Regions from separate parts of the Mus musculus genome. Here all the other regions are linked to region 2. A link is a loop called in an ENCODE intact Hi-C map of the cell type or tissue named here. Cell type or tissue: left cerebral cortex. All regions are shown on one strand. Region 1 holds the start of Nckap5 (NCK-associated protein 5). Region 2 overlaps Nckap5 (NCK-associated protein 5). Region 3 overlaps Nckap5 (NCK-associated protein 5). Region 4 has its middle 94 kb from the start of Gm41945.

Region 1 (5,000 bases), 92 kb after region 2:
GGGGGCTAGAGCAGTGGCCCAGTGACTTAGAACACTAGTAGCTAAGAACTCACTTTTGTAGATGGCCCAGATTCTATTCCCAGCACCCACAACGATCCAACTCCAGTTCCAGGGGATCTGAAGCCTTCTTCTGACCTCTGTTGGCCCTGGCATATATGTGGTGCACATACTACATGCAGACAAAACAGGGTTATATACATAAAAATAAATAGAATCTCTTTTTCTAAAGTGGGTGTGAGCCGGGTAGTGGTGGTGCACACCTTTAATCCAAGCACTCGGGGGCAGAGGGAGCAGAGGCAGGCAGATCTCTAAGTCCAAGGCCAGCCTTGTCTATAGAGTGAGTTCCCGGATAACAGAGAAACCGTGTCAAAAAAAAAAAAAAAAAGATATGTGTTTTTGGGAGGAGAGACAGGGCATAAGGGTGAATCTGAAAGGATCCTAAGAGAGGGAGCAGGGGTTCACTCTATGCCTGTATGGGGTACTCAATAAATAATACAAGTATTATTTTTTTAAAAAAAAGATGTACCTGCATATGGAATATATGTCTAAAGTCAGAGTCTCCCAGGAATATATGGCTTTCTCCCCACCTTCCAGGAACCAGCATGGTACCCCTCATTCTGCTCTGGTGAGTAACTCAGAGTCTGGAGAAGCCATTCACTCTCAGGGACCTGCCAACTGAGCCGTAGATTACCTTACCATTCTATTGCCCAAGGTCTTTCTTCCCATGATTCAACACAAAGTTGCATTTGGGTCCATATGGACTTCTGTGTGTGTTTGTTGGGGGTGGAGGGTGGAATCATTGTATGGGACAGGCACAGGTCACACGAAGCCGTGTTTTCCCTCCAAGTTCTGGCACTGCCACAGGCAGGGAAAGTATCTGTGTTCACGAATGTCTCCATTCACCTCTATCATAAACAGAGCTCTATGTGTACATATAGCAAAGTCACTGCCTGCCCACAGGAAACCCAGAGTCCTTTGTTCATGAGAGGATGGACTCTCTCCACTGGGTCCATTCAATGGGTAGAGAGCTGAGTCAGGTTTTTCCCTGAAACTTCTTCTATTCAGTATTTCCTTCATTGACTTTCGCCACTCTTAATGGGTAAAACTTTGCTGTTGCAAGATCCCTTAAAATACCCCTCCTGGGGCCAACCGCTGTTTATCTTGGCAGCAGGTAGCTCCAAAAAATTTGGAAAGTCTCTACTTGGCATGGGCTCTGAGCTACTGGCACGTTAGAGATTAATAAAGCACATTTAGCAGCGCTCAGGTCTCTGCAACACAATCCCTCACCGTGAAACGTGCGAGATTCTTTGTTCACGGCGAACAAAGTCAAAGCCAGAATGAGCCAACCATGACAACCAGAGATAGGAAACAGTCAAGATCCTTGAACATCTTTCATCTGGCAACTGGTGGGTAGGAATTGATGCCCAGTGCTCAATTATACATCTGCTTGGTGTTCTCAGCTGTATGAACTGGGCAGGAGCTTGGGACCCCTGAGCTGGGAGCTGACTGAACAGCAGCGCCAAGATATCAGGGCTGTACCTGTTTCCTTGAAGCCCAAGAAAAGCTTGAACTGAAAGCCCGTGAAGGAACAACTCCAGAAGCAGAAAAAAGAATCAAGATTTACCAAGACATTTCCAAACATTTTGGCTTTTCTTTAGGAAAGCAAAATGCTTAGGTTTGTTTGGATATTAGCGAGGGAGGGAGGGAGGGAGGGAGGGAGGGAGGGAGGGAGGGAGGGAGGGAGGGAGGGAGGGGGAGAGAGAGAGAGAGAGAGAGAGAGAGAGAGAGAGAGAGAGAGAGAGAGAGAGAGAGAGAGAGAGAGAGAGAGAACCAAGTAAACTTTGCTCGATTGTACAGGTGTGGCGCTGGTACCACAGGAAGGAGACAACAGCGACAAGAAATGGGAACTAAAACTCAAACAGGCATTAGACAGCAATTACAGGTTCCGAGGAGGAAGCAATTCACTGTGAAACCCCACACACCTGGATTCTCGCAAAGCAAGCACCGGAAGAAAATAGCAGGGAGCCACACGCGCAAAGGCACCATGGTGAGTGCCAACGCAGCCTGCACGTGCTGAGCGATGCCTGGATGTATTTACACTGAGTGGCTCCTCCTCGGAGTCCTCCAGAAAAATCACGCAGACCTGCAAATCAGAAGTCCAGACCACTGCACTGCTCCTGCTGAGCACAGTAACCTTAATTCTCCACATCAAAGTCCACACGCAGTGGGACAAAAAGCGAAGCAAAGAAAAGTTCTATCCTTACCTAAAAGGCATAGCAGACAGGCCAGCTGGTTGCTCCGCCACCGTTAGCCTGCTCCGGGGTTCTGTCTCATTCCATCCAAAGTCCTAGTGCTACCCAGGAGGGCTCCTGGGGGGTTCTCGGATCTTCCTGTAGGAGTTTTTGATCACTGGCTTGCTTAACAAACACGCCTGTGTTCTGCGGGCGTTTGAATGCAGTACCACACCGGGCACCGAGCCAACACTCAGCTTCCACAGGCAACAAGAGAGAGGAAAAACTCACACCCTCCCAAGCAGGCTTCCCTCCTTGGTGTCTTTTAAGGTGGGGATCCAGGTGTCATCTCTGGTTGGAGGGTAGCGTGAGAGGTAGCTAGCTCCCTTTTCTGACTTCTCCGCTGCCTCGTGGGAGCCCCAAAGTTTGTTTTTCTATCTCACTGCCCCGAAGTTCTCCTCGTGATCGGGATCGCCCGGCTTGCCTTTCCACCAGCTGCACTTTAAATGTATTTTAATTGGCTGGAATGTCGAAAGAATCTATTTGGCAGTCGTTTACATGGGACGCACGCCCAGGGCAGCTGAAAAGAGGCCCCAGAAGCGGACGATTACTTCATCAAAAGCGGCAGTTTGAATAGCACTGACTCCTACTGAACTACAAGGAACGGAGTTCTATAGCCAAGATGGAATAATTAATAATTTGTGGAGAAAATTCTTCATTCATCTAAAAAAAGCCAAAACGAAGGGGGCGGGAATCCCTGCAGGTAGGGGAGTACTTTCTGAAAGGGGTGACTTATTACGGCCCCTGTTCTGCTCTCTACAAACATTGATTTTGTACAGCCTTACAGGAGGGACATATGCATAATTTGGTTTTCCTGAAAAGCTAAATCAAGTAATTTTCACTTTCAAAGAGCCCCTGAGATGCATAGCACTTTTCCACCCTCATTCATTAGCCAGAACCCACACTAGATATTTTCCCGAGTGAAAGACAGTTATTCAAGTTCTTTCTTTCTTGGTGACCTCTCAGCTAGATCCAGCTTCAAATAAATTCTCCGTGAATCCAAATAGATAATCATCAGCGCACAGTGTTTATAAGCCTGATTAGAATTTAAAATATTACAAGTGAAGAAGAGTCTAGGAGATCGCTTGGATGGGTCAGACCATTTGCTAGGCAAGCAATAGGACCTGGGTTCAAATCCTTAGAAGACACATAAAAAGCCGTGTGTGGTTCTGTACACCTCTAATCTCAGTAGGAGGGTAGCTGGGGCTTGCTGGCTGCCCCATGTCACGAGATGAAAGCAGAAAGAGGTACAGGAGAGCTCCCAGCTTCCTTCTCTGGCCTCTGCATATATATATGCATATATATATGGGCATGCATATACTCACACAAGTGCGAGTGTGAACTCTCTCTCACATATACATACAAAAAATGTTACTCAAAAAAATGATAGCTTAGGCAGATTATGACATTAAACAGTAGATAACAAACACTTATGCATAAATGTCTCAAAAAATAGAATAACAAAGCAAACCATAAGTCAGATAAAACAAGAGATAAATGGAAGAGCCTTCACATTTTTTCTAGACTGCTGATTTTCCAGGAGGCTGATTTATTGGTATATCTCAAGTGGGCTTACAGATTAAAAAATCCCAGGCTTTCTGGGTTGCCCTAATGACCTCCCTCCTTCAGAGCACCTGCCTTTAGTGGGGTACCTAGAACGAGGCAAGCACCCCAAGTATTCTTCTCCAATGGAAAATGTGAGCCAGGAAACACTGACACATACATTCATTACTCTGCCTTTCCTTCATGTTAATAAAACTGTCTGTGGTTCTCAACAAGACGGAACATGAGGAAGGGTGATGTATGTGTGCATCGTTCAGGACGATTTGTTGAACTGCTCAGAGGCAAAACCCAGCACACGGGGAAGTTAAAGAGAAGGCTGAAAGAGAGGACTGGGCCAGCCTCATGGATATGCAATCTTCATAGCCCTGTAGAGCCCTGTTCCCTGCAAGGGCTTGTGTGTGTGTTAATGTGCTCTCTTTTAACATCATTCTTATATCACATTTATTTGTTCATATTGTGTGTACACGTAGAGGTCGGAAGACAACTTGAGGATGCCAGTTCCCTCCTCCCACTGTGTGGGTCCCAGGATCAGATTCATCAGGCTCGGCAAGGGCTTTTACCTGATGACCCGTCTCCCAGGCTCTTCTCCTGTCATTCTTGTCTCCTTAACTGAACAAGGGGCCCTGTGATTTCACTTTGCTTTGGGACTGGAAGACAGGCAGCAACACCTGAGAGAAACAGTAGCCATCTATGAGGTTAAACACAGGATTGCTATTTTAAAACATAGGGAAGAGCCAACAACATCGTGCATGACAAGTGCTTACCATACCTTTGCCTTACTCAATGCATTGCTGCTAGGTGGGCAGAGGTCTAAGATGGAGAATGCCACCCCATCCCCGCAGTCATTGGTAAGATGGTGATCTATGTGTTGTATGCAGTTTACCCTGGTGGGATGCATCACTGCACTGCATCTGGTAGGTTCGGAGAGTCTTTGTCCCCATACAGTCAGCTCCCACTTAGTTATTCTATGGGCAGAAAGATCCACTGCATAACTAGCCACCTTCTTTTTCCAAATTAACTTAAAGTTAACTGTGGTTAACTTTGCCAAACCCAAACACACCACTGGCCCACCACTGTGAATTCCAATAACTCTCAAGCTCTTCAGAGAGCAGGAACCCCTGGAGTGCTCTCCAAGACCTGAAGCCT
Region 2 (5,000 bases):
AGAGCCCCGTTCCTCCAAGAAGGCACGGGTACCGTACACCTGTGGATCTTGTTTCTGTTCTAATTGTCAAGAACTTGAAAAGTGACATGCTAGTATGCATGCCAGACTAAGTGTGGGATTCAGATTCTAGTACATTCTCCAGCAGAGCTCTGTTGGAGGCCTTTGGGCAAGTGATTTCTTATGCCACAGTTTTCTTCTGGAGCTGAATGTAGTTTGGTTGGTAGAGTAGTTGCCTAGCATTCAGGAAGCTCTGGTTCAATCTCCTGTACCTCATAAGTCTAGCCTGATGGTACATGTCTACAATTTGAGGGTGGAGGGGGTGAAGGTAGAAGGATCAGAAATTCAAGGCCAGCCTTGGCTACATGTGGTGTTCAAGGCTATATGAAACCTAGCCTCATTAAGGGGAGAAGATCAGGTATTGAACAATGTTTAGTAGCAGATTCTTTGATGTAAACACAGTTCTACAAAGAATACAGGGTCATAATACATACAAGCTGAGCATGGTCTGATGGAGAACCTGGGAGCTGCTAAGAAGGCAGGAGGTGGGTAGGATTCCATAGAAAACAGCCAAAGATTGCTAAGACCTTTCCCTATTGACTGCCCAGAGGAAAGACATGAAGGCTGTCACTTCACAGGCTCCTGGGGGTGCTGACAGAGCACCTGAATTCAGGAGAAAGTCAGTCTCACAGAATGAGTCATGGGGTTCTCCTGCAGGAGCTAACAAGCCAAGAGCCACTTCTTGCCAGTCAGTCCTGAGCTGTCAGGGGCGGAGGGTGGAGGGCATCAGTCAGCTGAGATTTGCTAGGAGCAAGAGTCTGAGCTGCAAGTACAGAGCAGGAAACCCCTGCGAGGCAAGTTCACAGGACACCTAAGCAGAACTTCCAGGCGAGATTGGTTACTGAGCTGTGTGCCCCTTGCAGGCTGAGTTAGGAGGGAAACCCTGCCTGGATTGGCAGCATCCTATACACTCTCTCTGCTGAAACCCCAGAGAATGTCTGAAAAGTTTAAAGAGCTTTGAGGAGAAAGAAAGATGAGGCAAAGATACTGCCACGGACAGTGGTGTCCAAGTTATACTTTGACAGTGGGACATGAACTGGGCATGCTCACTCAGTGAGTCCATCAGAGCACCCACCGTTTCTCCATGGAACACTAGGGGAAGGGGCCAGGATAGCCAGAAATGAGTTCCAGAGTAGTTTCCAGTACTGAGGTGGTGGAAAATGAATGAAGTGGGGGGGAAGGGGAACAAGGAGAAACAGAAGAGAAAGGGAGAAAAAAGAAGGCAGGGAAAAAAAAGAAGAGGAAAGAAAAGTTGCCAGAGGAGAGAGAGAGAGAGAGAGAGAGAGAGGAGACTATTACTAAGGGGAAGTTACAGTTGCATGGGATGAACTGAAAACCAGCATGCTCACATTAAAATCTATAACCCACAAAAAGAGTCCTAGAGGAAGCAGGTGTCTCTCTCCAAGAACACACTTACATTCAGTTTTTTAAAGTCTTAGAATTTCCTTCCAACCTTCCAAGGTCGACCTAACTATTTTGCTGGCATTTGTTTTAAAACAGAAAACAGCAAACCGCCCACTACCCACCCACTGCAAAAGCGGAGGATTAGTTTAGGAGCAGGGGTAGTTTAGGAGCAGGGGTACCGGCTTCTGAATTCCCAGTCCTGTTAGCAGCTAGCTTCCTTCCCCACCAAACCCTGAGTTGAGAGGGCTATAATTACTCTGAACAAATGCATACTTGTGGCTTCAAGAGAGCCTGCAGTAATACATAAACAGCATCTCCTTTTAAACGGAAAGCAAGCGAGAAACATCAGAGGGAAAGGGTTACAAGATCTTTGCTTTGTTTGTTTTGTTTTGTTTTGCTTGTTTGTTTTTGTTAAATCCCAGGAGTCTTACTTGGAGTGAGTTCTTTCCTTTGGTGAATGGAAATCACAAGGTCCCGGAGCCAGGAACTGCAAAGCTCCCACAGTTTCTCTCCAGCGCTGTGCTCCTGCCGATCCTGGTTACTTGCGAAGCATTCAAAAACACACTTGGAAGAAGGAGTCTGGGTTTTCTTGAAGATCTGCCACACGGAGCCAGCGGTCCAGCCTGGGATCCAGGGCGAGTTTGCAGAGACCTGGAAGCCGCGGGCTGCGGCTCTGTGGTTGCTGCGAGCTTGTAAATACAGGCGCTGTGGACAAAGTCCCAGATGACATCACTGGGAGCTGCTTACTGTTGAGTCTTTATTAACTGACTGTCAAAAAGAAAGGAGGGGGTGGGGAGGCAAAAGGATCTCTTCTGCAATGAATCTGTCGTCTGGGAACGGATTCCAGTGATGCGTGCATGGAGTGACCCCCATGGAGTCAAGTTGGCCCAGCGTGGCTTTTCTCTGCTCTGAAAAAGTGAGAGGATCCTCTCTCCAGCGGATGACACTGAATAGGCTGCAGAAACAGGCGCTTGGGGACAGTTTGAGGCACTAGGCAAGGCGGCCACCTGCTCCACCTCTGCGGCCGCTGGTTGATTCACAAGTACGCGGGGATTAGCCACATCTAGAGTTTCTTTGCAACTCTTACCTTGAGCTCCGTACCTGGTTTCAGGCAGAGTGTCTTGATTTGCAACTTTCTATGATAAACTCTGAGACGAAAGTTTCCCAACTTGGAATTTTAAAAGGAAGGGCCCTCAGAAATCTGAAGGCAAAATTCTGTATGCGTTTGCAAAAACAAAACAAAAACAAAAACAAAACCCCCAAAAACGCAATTTGTTTTTGTTTCCTGGGCAGAATGCTGGAAGGGTTTCTGTGATTATCGATCTTGTAATGGGAAGTGAATGCGTATTTTCACTATCATAAATAAAATACAGTTTTAAAAGCTAAATATAACACAATTAAAGCTCAACATTTAAATGAAATTTAAAAGTAATATAAAGAAAATAAAGTTTAAAGGTCAAATAAAACAAAAAGTAAAGTGGGTCAGCAAGGTAGCTCAGCACGGGAGGAAGGGCACTTGCCCCTCAAGCCTGGCGACTTCTGACTCTACAAAATTGTCCTCTGAGGGTGGTGACATGTTCACTCCTGCACGTGAGTGCATGCACACATGTGCCTGCATGCAAGCACACTCACACACACACACACACACACACACACACAACTTTATGCAGTAAGATAGAAATAAAATGAAGTTGAATAGTGGTCACATGTCACAACAAACCTGTAAATTCCACTCCCTTTCAACCATCAAAATAAAAGTGAGGCTTCCCTGCCCTGTGTTTCCCCCTCCCGTCTACCTCTTCCCTCAGCTGGTTCTTAGGACTTTTGTAGTTGCTTTATGCCACCCCCAGCCTCCACCTAGAGATAGAGTCCCTTCCATGAAGCCTGAGTGCCCAGCCTCCCTCCCTCCCTCCCTTGGCCTGTTGCAATGAGGCTTGCTATTTATATGTATTGGATGCTTTTAATACACTGACTTGTATTTTTAGGGTTTTTTTTTCCATCTGCATGCGTGTCTCCCCAGCCCACTTTGAAAGTCATTAAGAGCAGCAGTTGTCTGGTAAGTGCTGTTTATTTGTTTATGTCCGGGTCACGGCTATAGGGAATCCTGGACAGAATGCAGAGGGGAGGTCCCTAAGGGTGGAGACAGGAAGGAGGGCAGCAGATCCCTGGGGCTGGGGGTCTATGTTTAGACTGAGCAGTCTCCCTGCCTTGGAAAACAATGATTCACATCTAGCTCTCTGCTTCCAGCCATGCTCATCATACTTCTGAAAATTATTTTCTCCAAGAATAGCAACTGACTATTGATTTGATATGATCTCGAGACCCTCAAATACGCCACTTTGATATAACAACCAACAATAACATGTTTCATCTGTCTCTAGTGGATTTTTAATACTATGTTAGCAGGTAAAATTACCTACAAAGAGCTGGGATATAGTTCAGTTGGTAGAGCGCTTACCTCATATGCATGTAGTGCTGGTCTTGATCTCCAGCACTTCAAACTAGTCTACTGGTGAACGTCCATGATTCTAGTCCTTTGGAAGTAGAGGCACGGGACTCAGAAGTCCAAGTTCATGTCTCTGGCTACTTAGTGAGTTGAGGCCTGTCTGGACTATATTGCACCTCATTACCAAGTTAATTAATTAATTAAATTGTAAAACAGTTTAAAAAGAACATAAACTCGTGAAACCACCAATGCTACTTTTCCATAGTGAACCTTTAAATATGCTCACAAAGTAAAGTACGATGTGAACATAAGCATGTTCTCTGCGTTGTCATTTGCAGCCTGATGAGATAGAAATAGGTTGTGTGATCAAGAATGGGGGAAGAAACAAACTAAGGAAACTGTGCTCCAGGGGCAGAGGCCGCTGATGCTGGGGAGTGAGCATGGAAGAGAGCAGCAGAGAATTTGGTACCAGACTCAAGGAACAATGCCCATTGTTAGCAATGGATACTCGCTCGTGGGAAGTGAAGGAGGAGAATTTTCACTCCTATGTGTATAGTGTGACCTCCTCCACCCGATGATCATTTCCATTTGTGTCGTTATGAAGGATTTTTTTTATGTCATTATAACCTCTTCTTATTTTAGCGTTTGAGATGGTAATATAAAATCTCAAGGGCTGAAGAGAGATCAACAGGTAACAATGTTTGCCACCAAGCTCCCGACAACCTAAACTCCATCTCCAGGATTGACATAGTTAAAAGCATGAGAACTGACTCTGGCAAGTTGTCCTCTGATCTCCACACATGGGCCCTAGTATGAGTGTGTGCATGTACATACATGTGCACATGCATTCATGCACACACACAATTCAACCACCAACCAACCAATTAATCAATCAATCAATAAATCAATCAATAAATAAGAGTAAAAAACTTTTAACTATGGTACAATTTCTAGACTGCATCTCAAGATAACTTTGCTGTTTCTTTACCAAGTGTCTGACATTCAGATGATCAGTAAAGACTGGACAGGCAGACCGGGGAAGAGGTTTTGTGGGTCAAAACTCTTGACGTGGAACTGTGAAGACCCGAGTTTG
Region 3 (5,000 bases), 79 kb after region 2:
TCAGGTTGAATATTAATGCTTATAACTTTCAAAGGCTTTAATGTATGGTCTTCTCCTTGTTCAATCACAGAATGTATCGTAACAGGACTGGAAATCATACTGAAAGGTGGACTGTAGAGCTCTGCTATGGATCAACATTGGAGCCAATCTAAGTTTCGATCCTGGCTCACCCTGCTGATCTCTCTGGCCTTGTATGGGCCATTTAAAGTTCTGACTTTCAGCTGCCTCTTCTGCTAACTGACATGATATAGAGATTCAAGAAGTATTCACAGCATCTACCAACCAAAAAGCAGAAATGCAGTGGCTACTGTTATGTTACCACACTGGAGGTGTACTATGGGAAACCTGCTTCAATAACACATGTAGCACATTGCTAGTGCTGTGTAAGGCAGGTATGGTAGACTAGACCCATAGCACCTGAGAAGTGGAAGCAGAAGGATCAGAAGGTCAAGATTGTCCTCGGCTCTTCAGTGACTTTGAGACCAGCCTAGGTATATGAGACCCTGCCTCAAACAAAACAAAAGTCTCATGCAGCAAGACTACAAAATGAAAAGGAGGAGACTTTCCTAGTGTGCTGGAGAGAGAAAACTACCAAGCCCTAAAATATCATTTAAAAACAAACAACCCATAAAGTCGCACAGTTCTCTCTTTGGACACACTCCTATGTCAGAGTTTCCTCTTTCAGGCAGAGATAACATGTATAGACCCTTGTCTTAATGGAGCAAAGGCTTATTATTAACCAACAATGTACCGAGTATAGGAGTCCCACTGTCAGCTGGACTCTTAAAGAAAAGAATTGTATTGAAAACTTCACAATTAGAGATATCCTTCCTTGGATTAGGATCCTAAGAAAGATGCTTCCCCCACCCGCTTCTCCCATCGCCACCTTCACCATCACAAAGCAACTCTGTTTGCCTAGACATGGCACAACGCAAGGCATTGTGGCCCTTGCCATCCCCCTTCTCCCTCTATGACCTACAATAAGTAGCAGCAAGGTTGTTGCCCCAGGGTTGTATGTATGCTATTGGGGAGTGGGAGGAGGTGGATGGTGACACACATTGGCCAGCCATTAACTGCATTAGTTATTTTTTGTCGTTGTTATGACGACAATACCTGACAAAAACAACGTAGGGAAGATGCCCCCACCCCGCCCCACCCCCTGGCTCACAGATTGAGGTAAGAGTCTCTTACATGGAGTATGAGACAGCCAGTCATGTTGCTCTGGCTGTCAGGAAGCAGCAAGAAATGAATGCTGTGCTCAGCTCACTCTCTGTCTCATCTACTTCAGGATCTCAGCCCATGGGATGGTCCTGCCCCTATTGAAGGTGGATCTTTTCATTCAACTCACTTAGCCGATGCAGAAACTTCCTCACATAGACACACCCAGAGGTTAGCCTATTAAGTGATTCTAGATCATGTCAAACTGATAATCAAAGCAAACTCTTAACCTAACATGTCATGTTGATTATCTGTGGCTGGCATGATGGCTCAGTGGTTAAGAAAGCCTACTAGTCTTCCACAGAACCTTTCTTCAGTTCCTAGAATCCACACTCGGCAGCTCACAACCACCTGTAACTCCAGTTCCAGGGGATTTGACTCTCTTGTGGATCCTATAGGAACCTGCCAACATGTGGTGCACATATACACACTCAGACACACATGTACAAAACAAAAACAAATAAGAAATCGAGAGGAAACATAGTGGATTTTTTCATTCAGTGAAAGATACTGAGCAAAGCCCCATAGCCTCCCACCATTGCAAACAGTTAGCAATACGGTAAGCGTGCTCCTTCACTTGCACCAACTAGAGCCATCTCTCCTCCAGCCCCTTAGGGAAATAGCATGTACTTTTCAAATACAAATGATGGAAACCCACATAGTCAGAAACCTCAAGACATATTACAGCCAGTGGATCCACACATGAGAACCAAAGGCAGGGCTCAACAAACTGATGCTCTCTCTGTCTCTTTCTGTGTGTTTTAATTATATACACCAATCGATGGTATATGGCAGCATGCTAAAGAAAGAGCTTTTTCATATATGTTATACATTTTGCCTATCCTCTGTCCCTTAGTCGCTTTCGTTCCTCTAGACAGTTTTGCTTCCCTTTTTCTGTTTGTATGAAATCCAGAACCCTATTCTCTGCCCCCAAATGGGCAGTGCAGTGAGACTTTTGCTGTGTACAGCAACCTGGGTGCTCTGTAAGCCAGGGAAAGTGGGAGGGAGCTGGCTGAAGGAGCACACAGCACTGAGTCAGAGCTCAACTATTTGGGAGATTCCATCCATCCCTCTGGAGGTTAGTAACTCAGAAAAGACAACCGGTTCTGGCCTCTGGTGATAAACAAGGGAAAGAACCCAAAACTCCATGGGATCTTGATGGATAAGACGAGCTCTAAGAAAAACTAATTTAAGCAGCTGGGAGGCTCCAGACAAAGGCAGTGTTGACAGATGTGTTGGGGCAAGGCTAATGACATGACCAGGCCAGGCTGCGCCTGGCATAACGGAGTCCATTGAGCTCCACCTACCCCACCCTTCATCTGAGTCAGCTTAAAGGCAAAGAGAGCAAGCCCCGCCCCTTCTGGGACATCCCCAGCCCGTGAGAAGGGAAACCGCACTTAAGGTTTGAAACCAGCAGTGCAGAACCCACACGTGGGAAGTGCAGAACTGATAGCCATCCCTGGGGCACCTCAGGCAATCATGTGCAATTTAAAAACACATGCTGTAAACCCATATTTAAGGTTCATCAGAAGCTGCGAAGTAGCTGCATATAAACCATGGTTTCTGAAAACTGGAGACTATAATCCCAGGAGACAGGGCATGTTGAATATTAAGAACACAAAAGATCAGATGAAGCCAATTTGGCTCTGAGTCACGAAGACAAAGCAAGCAATTGGAATAGCAGAGTGTGTGGTGAGCTTGCTGGCTGGAAATAGGCACCACCATCATCCACCTACCCTGATCTTTGTAGGGATTCCTCAATGGGTATGGCAGGGCACACGGCCCATCCCTCAGGCTTAGCCATACACTTCTATTTGTGAATCTGAACTCATCCACCTAGAGACCTGGGAACAGAAAGAGTCACACTTGGTATCTACAGCAGAACTCTGCAGTGGCTAGCATGCCCTGGGCTCTCTACACCTTTACTCAAAGACAGAAGCTATCCACACTGCTTCAGAGACTAGATCTGCTTCTCCCAGAAGTTGCTCATTCTCCCATCCCTGGAAGGACCACTTAGTAGTAAATATTGAGTTTCAAAGATAGGCCATTGCCAGGAGACTCCACGGTTTCTGCCATAATACAGCAACCGTCACAACAAGACCCATGCTTAGTCTCTGGCATAGGTTGGTCTTCACAAAGGGTATATTTAAAATAGAGTGTAAAGTTCTCAAAAAAAAGAAGTGCTGTTTGGGCGTGTGTTTGTTTTCCCGTAACCTGTATATGACAGGCAGCTCACAGCCTCAGTCATGGTGACTTGAGATGAGAAGGATGGCCTTGCCCTCCCAACCTTCCTACCAGCTTCTTGTCTGAATTTCATTTCTGTTGTGAATTTAGTGTGCGTACACATACATACGTGCAACTGTGCGCATGCACTCCTGCATGTGTGTGTGTGTGTGTGTGTGTATGTGTGTGTGTGTGTGTGTATGTGTGTGAACAGTGGTACACATGTGGAAGCTAGAAGACAATGTGCAGGAGCCATTACTCTCCTTCTATGAGGTGGGCCTAGGGGGTCAATCTCAGGTGAGGGCTATCACCTGCTCAGCCATCTCACTGGCATTAACCTGCATTTCTGACTAATCCTTATTTGTGAATAAATAATAGATGAATCAATAAATGAATTTCCTGTACAAATCAAAGATTCTTCCTATAACATTTTCCTATATCATTTTTGTTTCTAGTTTTTCTTTGTTGTTCTTATATCTTCTCCATGAAAGCAAGACAATGAGGCTCTCAATACCTGAGTGTATCCAGCTGTAGAAGGGATCCTATATATTTAATTTTTACTCCTCTTCATAGAACTTGTGGTGTTTCCCACTGTTTCTAGAAACATCACTATTAAGACTTTGTACATTAAAAAATATATATACACTCAAGTGTTCGAAATCAGAGTTGATGAAAAGAAGTCAAAGACCCTGAAGAATATATCATAACTTTCAGCTAAATGGTGTTTCCATGTGTGTATATATACATCTTTGCATATGCATGTGTGTGCATATGTGAGTGTATACGTGTGTGCATGCATGTTCCTGTATGGGTGTATGTGTATGTTTACATCCACATATAAGAGCATATATGAATTTGTATTTCTCTGTATATGCACATGTGCATGTATGTTGCACATGTGTGTATGTACATGTGAGTGTGTGCACATGTGTTATGCACCCTTTCTCCTTGTGGTAACCTTCCCTATGCAACAAGGGGGAGAGCACATCTCTGTCCGTTTCAAAGCAGCAATTGTACACACTGCTCTTCATCATGGAGACCTGCACCATGGCATACAGGCCTTTGAGTTCTCAGCACCTCTGTGTGGATTCCTCCTAGATAAAGAAAAGCTGAGCGGCTGTCTCTCTAAGCATCTATAGGCTTGTAAACATCCTAGTCTAGACAATAATTAAAGTCAGAAATGTAACTTAATTAAAGCATGTCTCTTTGGAGCCCTGGGGGCCATTCCTCGTGCTCGCTACAAGTAGTGTTTATACAGGCTGTTCTGGGGTGTGCTTGGGGATATCCTGTTAGGACAATCTCTTAAATTAAGTGTGAGAAAGGGCTATGAAGCGGGGAGGTCTGGCAGATTTAGGTGGGTGCAATAAAACAAAAGAAGATGCTTGTCTGAATACCCAAACACCATGGGATTGGTGATGGCTCTGTGGGCAAAGAGGCTACCGTACAAGCATGAGGGACTAAGTTTGGATCCTCACAATCAGTGTAAAAAAGCTGGGCACAGTGGTTTGTAGAGGCAAGAAGTTCCCTGTGTTTTGCTGGCCAGCCAGCAGGGCATTCTT
Region 4 (5,000 bases), 190 kb after region 2:
ACTCTTTACTGATTCTATTTTAGGCCCCAACATTACCCTGCTTTATTATTATTATTATTATTATTATTATTATTATTATTATTATTATGGTTTGTTGCATTTTGTGTGCATGTGTGTTCCTGCTTGTCTGCATGTGCACAATGGACACACATGCACCCTCAGAGTCCAGAAGAGGGTATTTGGGTCCTCTGCAAATGGAGTTAGAAATGATTGTGAGCTGCTCCAATGTGGGTTCTCAGAACTGAACCCTGATCCTCTGCAAAAGCAGCAAGGACCCTTAGCCACCGAGCCCTTTGCTCCAAACACCTACACCCTGCTTCTAGATTGCACGAATCTGTTAGTCTTTGGTAGCTGACCTCAGACTCTAGCACACACTTGATAACCCTTCCTTCTGTGGGGCAGGAGCCAAATCCCTCCCTGGCACTTCCTGCAAACGTGAGCACTTGACTCAGAGAAGGAAAACGGAAATCCACACAGACATGAGCAGCTGGCAACTGGCTTTTCTTTTTCCAAACCAGTGCCCTTGCCTTTAGAAACCCCGAAGAGCCTGCATGATTAAAAACTGGAATTAATTAGAATACTTAAAATCCAGCAGCAGTCACTTTCAAAGCAACAGCCGACGGTGCCTCCACCACCTCCAAGTATTCCCATGGGCACCTACAGCTTCAAGAGAGAGACCCCAAACAGCACCCAGGAGGCCGTTAAAACCCATCTGCAGCCCCGGGAACTGTAGCAAACATTAAGCAGAAATGGGCACAGTTGTTTGGCAATGAAAAACTGGAGGTCTTTAATAAGCACCCACATAAACCTTGTTTTAAATTTCACATTCATGCTTCTATCAACATTGGTTTGGTTAATTATCTCAATATCTAAAATGGGGAAAGGGTTTGGAAGGTGGCTCTGTGGGAACTGTTTGTGGCAGAAGCACATAGACCTGAGTTTGGATCCCTAGAACCTACTTAAAGCCAAGTGGAGTTGAGGATATCTGTAATCCCAGCATGACTGCATAGATATGAGAGGCAGAGAGGGAGAGGAGAGTCTCTAGAAGCCTTCAGGCCTAGACGGCCACTGACAGCAGTGGAGAAAGAGACCCTGTCTCAGACAAGTTAGAGGGTTCAGGTTGTCCTCTGACCTCCACATGCATGCCTTAGTTTATATGGACCCTGCCTACACAAACAGAATACACACGCACACACACACACACACACACACATGCACACACATACACATATGCACACATAAACATGTACACACACACACACATGCACGCACGGGGAAATAAATATATAGTAATAAGGTATTGGTATCCAGGGATCTTCAAATAGTTATTGCTCTACAGTAGAAGCAGATAGTCTCAAACAGCACCTGGTTCATAAATGCTTGATAAACTAGATTTGTAAAGTTATGATTGTAAATTCCATAAAAATGCATCTGATCCAGTACTGAAAGGTGGATTTCCCTGTGGCCGTGGGGAGACAACATTTAAATGGTGCTGTTGCTAATATCTGCCATAAAGAAGTGTGGTGATCAATATTAATTCTCAGCTTGAGACACTCCAGAGTAGCTGAAGATGCAAGCTCCATGCTGTCTGTGAAGGGATTATTTGATTCAATCAATCGAGATGAGAGGGCTCATGTTAAATATGGGTGGCACCATGCCATGAACTGAGGTCCTGGACCGAATTACAGAGAGAAGGAAAGCAGTGCAGGGGTGCTCATCTGCTGTATTTCCCGACTGGAAACAATGTGACCACCTGCCCTATGTTCCTGCTGCCATGCAGTCCTTCTGTAACAGACTGTACCCCTTAACACTGTGAGCCCCTGAACCTTCTAAAGCTGCCTTTGAACAAAGTGATGGCTACAGACAGGGTTCCTCTTCATGCACCTTTATGATCATACTGTCATTTCTATTCCAAAGACAGCCAGCAGAGGGCAGAGCTCTATGGTTTTGTAATTAGTTGAAAGGACCCTGTAATTCTCTGTTGGCTCCCATCTGATCTTCCGATTCCAGTGATGAGCATGTGTCAATATCTGGTCATCGATAGTGTGAAAACGCTAAATTGAAACCCTACAAAGGAGGATGTGGTGGAGAGAAAAGATGCTCTATCTTCTTTCTGAAGAAAAAAATTCCTATTTTAAAAGGTTTGTTTTGTTTTTATGTGCATGTGTATTCATATTCTCTCTCGCTCACTCTCTCTCTTGCTCTCTCTCTCTTCCCTTCTCTGTGTGCATAGGTACTCATGGAATTCAGAAGAGGGCATCAGATTGCCTCCAGCTGGGCTTACAGATATTTGTGAGCCACCTGACATGGATGCTGGGAACAGAACCCTAGTCCTTTGCAACAGTGGTACTCACTCTTAGCCAGCCCTAGAAAAATCTCTTTTCACAGTGAGTCCATGGATAACTAGCAACTCCTTTTAAGTTAGTGATCCTACATTCTAGGTACTCAGCTGCTACCATGAGAGGCTAGGCTGTCAGGTGAGACAAGAAAACTGTCCGCAAGATGAACAGTGCTCCCACTCCAGATGAACAGTGCTCCTACTCCAAAGCCATATCGACACCCCAAAGAAAAGATGGTTCTCTTCCACAGGTCAGATTCACGGCAGAATCTACCTACCTACAACATTGAGGAGGAAATACTATTGTCTCTGCTCTTCCCTTCATCGCCGCTGTGTGGAGGGACCACATCTCTCCCCACACCAAAGTTCCGCCAAATGTTATCTGCATAGGCATCACCAAAACCTGCCTTGGCTCTTTTTATGGAACTTGAAATCTTTTTAATTGAGACAACACCCAGCCGACCAGCCACGGGCTTGCTGCACTGGGCTTTAAGTTAGTTTGACGTTAGCCTCCTACGTGTTACCAAACGCCTGTGTGGGTGCTGCCTTCTGTCTCGTTTAACACTGCAAGATCTCAAGTGCAGGACATTCCAAACCCATCGGCCTTCTCGTTTCTCTGCTCCAAAGCGTCATTCATTCGGAGGCTCTCTTGCGTTTCATATTCATTCTTTTCTACTCCCCTCCCTCCTCAAATTTTCTCATTATAGTCTGACCCTTTAAGCACAGTGTTATCTGGTTATCATTGAAAATTGCAAAATCTATAGCATAAATATAAAAACAACGTGTATATCTTAACTGTGTATCTTATTTTTAAAACGTGTGCTAGCAGACATTAGTTGTATATCTCAATGTATTCAGTGTGTTCTTCTCCTAAAAGAACGTTCGTTCATTTAGTTATTGGAGGGGGGGCACACACATGCTTGGCTCTCAGATGGGGGTCAAACATAGCTTGGGAAAATCAGTTCTCTTTCCAGCACCTACGTAGGGTCTCGGGATTGGATTTAGATCCGTCAGTTCCTCTGGCTTGACAGCAAGCCCCCTTCCCCACTGAGCCATCTTCCCAGCCCCACGTCTATATGTAAAACCGTTTTAACAGATACGCTGCACTGTTTCACAGGCCACGGGTGCCCTTTCTGAGTTAAACCTCTGTATCCAAGAAGATAAAGCATCTGGACTTGTTCACTTCCTCTCAGCTATTTGGACATCCGCATAGTCCCGGAGATGTTACTCACCAGGTTTTTAAAATAAATAAAATAAATAAAATACTATTTCCATTTGCCCAGGTGGCAAGATTACATTTCAGGATTGAAAGACAGGAGAAAGGAGGAGGGGGGATTGCTGACACAACATCTGCACTCTCTCTCTCTCTCTCTCTCTTTTTTTTTTTTTTTTTTTTTTTTGGTGGAATTTCATCACATTTCTGCTTGCAGCCTAATCATCTTACTGGGAATTAAGAAAACACAGGAATGTTTAAATTGTGCCATGCACCCACAGCTCCTATAAGTCTCGAATTTAATCCTGGGAGGTAGCTTTTCACACCAAGAAATCCCAGGAAGAAACTTCCTTTCTGTGTGTTTTGTGAGCTATGCTCCAAAAACCCATGACCGCATGCCTAAAACTATGGATGCAGCGCCATCTAGCTGCAGCAGTGGGTGGAGCAGGAGCCCAGAATTAGTAGCTTCAACCCTGATCTGCAGCTCACCTAGACAAACAGAAGCAGCTCTGACAATTGCTCACACTGAAATGCCGCTGCTAAGGAGGGAGAGCCCAGAATTCAAGCTGAGCCTGAGATACAGAGCCAGACCTTACGTGACTAATGAAGAACGTGGCTCAGGAGATGGCACAGTTGGTGAAGTACCTGCTTTGCAAGCCTGAGAATCCAAATTCCATACCAGGAATGTCATACGAAAATATCAGGCATGATGGCATGTGCCTGTTATCCTAGAACTGGAGAAAAGGAAATAGGCATATCCAACCTAGCCTACTTGGTGAGCTCCAAGCCAAACAACAAGAGATCCTGTCTCATAACAGCAAGGTGAATGGTACTTGAGAAATAGCTCGGATTGACCTCTGACTTCCACATGCACATGCTTACATGTGCAACAGAAAGGGGGAGAGGGGGAGGGAGAGAGGGAGAGAGGGAGAGAGGGAGAGAGGGAGAGAGGGAGAGAGGGAGAGAGGGGAGAGGGAGAGAGGGAGAGAGGGAGAGAGGGGGAGAGGGGGAGAGAGGGGAGAGAGGGAGAGAGGGAGAGAGAGAGAGAGAGAGAGAGAGAGAGAGAGAGAGAGAGAGAGAGAGAGAGAGAGGAGAGAAGCCCACTTTGCAGAAACACTGTGAAGTCTGGCATCATCAGAAGAAGAGCCAGGACATAAAAGCACAGCCCCTTGCTAGCATCACTCCCCCCCACTAGCTGGCTGTGGCTTCTCATACTGTCCTGAGCTCAGAGTCCCTCAAGGAGATTCAGGATGATAACTGTCATGCATTCAGTAGACTGTCGGCTGCACTCACTGCCTAATAAAACAGTCATATGCTTGAGGATATGGGGGAGGGGCTTGGTACCACTGTGGAGAGCTGAAGTCTAGGGAGCCTTGGCATGGGTCTGATCTGTGCCCACGGCATGGGCACAATCCACTCTCTTTTTTTATTTGAGCTTTTGATCAAATG

The links. Hi-C counts contacts between places; a loop is a spot of excess contacts. Peaks named below come from ENCODE experiments on the same cell type or tissue, not always from the same donor. Only the 100,000 strongest peaks of a DNase experiment are listed, where the experiment ranks them.
Region 1: a loop joins it to region 2, with 4 times the contacts of the local background. A loop is called at or near these places in 11 of 42 quality-filtered maps.
Region 3: a loop joins it to region 2, with 4 times the contacts of the local background. A loop is called at or near these places in 9 of 42 quality-filtered maps.
Region 4: a loop joins it to region 2, with 3 times the contacts of the local background. A loop is called at or near these places in 10 of 42 quality-filtered maps.

Annotation. Positions count from the first base shown.
Region 1 is chr1:126,828,053-126,833,052 of GRCm38, forward strand. It overlaps Nckap5 (NCK-associated protein 5), which reads right to left and starts at 2,580. Exons shown (of 17, transcript NM_001081756.1): 1 at 2,265-2,580. In left cerebral cortex, no CTCF peak of the experiment used is centred here; DNase peaks (open chromatin) are centred at 2,077, 2,485 and 2,735; H3K4me3 peaks cover 1,070 bases.
Region 2 is chr1:126,736,046-126,741,045 of GRCm38, forward strand. All of the region lies in intron 1 of Nckap5 (NCK-associated protein 5), which reads right to left. Among named protein-coding and RNA genes, the nearest start is that of Nckap5, 92 kb to the right of the region's middle. In left cerebral cortex, no CTCF peak of the experiment used is centred here; a DNase peak (open chromatin) is centred at 2,039; H3K4me3 peaks cover 1,178 bases; H3K27ac peaks cover 1,131 bases.
Region 3 is chr1:126,815,300-126,820,299 of GRCm38, forward strand. The region is part of intron 1 of Nckap5 (NCK-associated protein 5); the gene reads right to left. Among named protein-coding and RNA genes, the nearest start is that of Nckap5, 13 kb to the right of the region's middle. In left cerebral cortex, no CTCF peak of the experiment used is centred here; no DNase peak of the experiment used is centred here.
Region 4 is chr1:126,927,950-126,932,949 of GRCm38, forward strand. No RefSeq gene overlaps it. Among named protein-coding and RNA genes, the nearest start is that of Gm41945, 94 kb to the right of the region's middle. In left cerebral cortex, CTCF peaks have their summits at 1,909 (motif pointing right) and 3,994; DNase peaks (open chromatin) are centred at 1,923, 2,825, 3,502 and 3,980.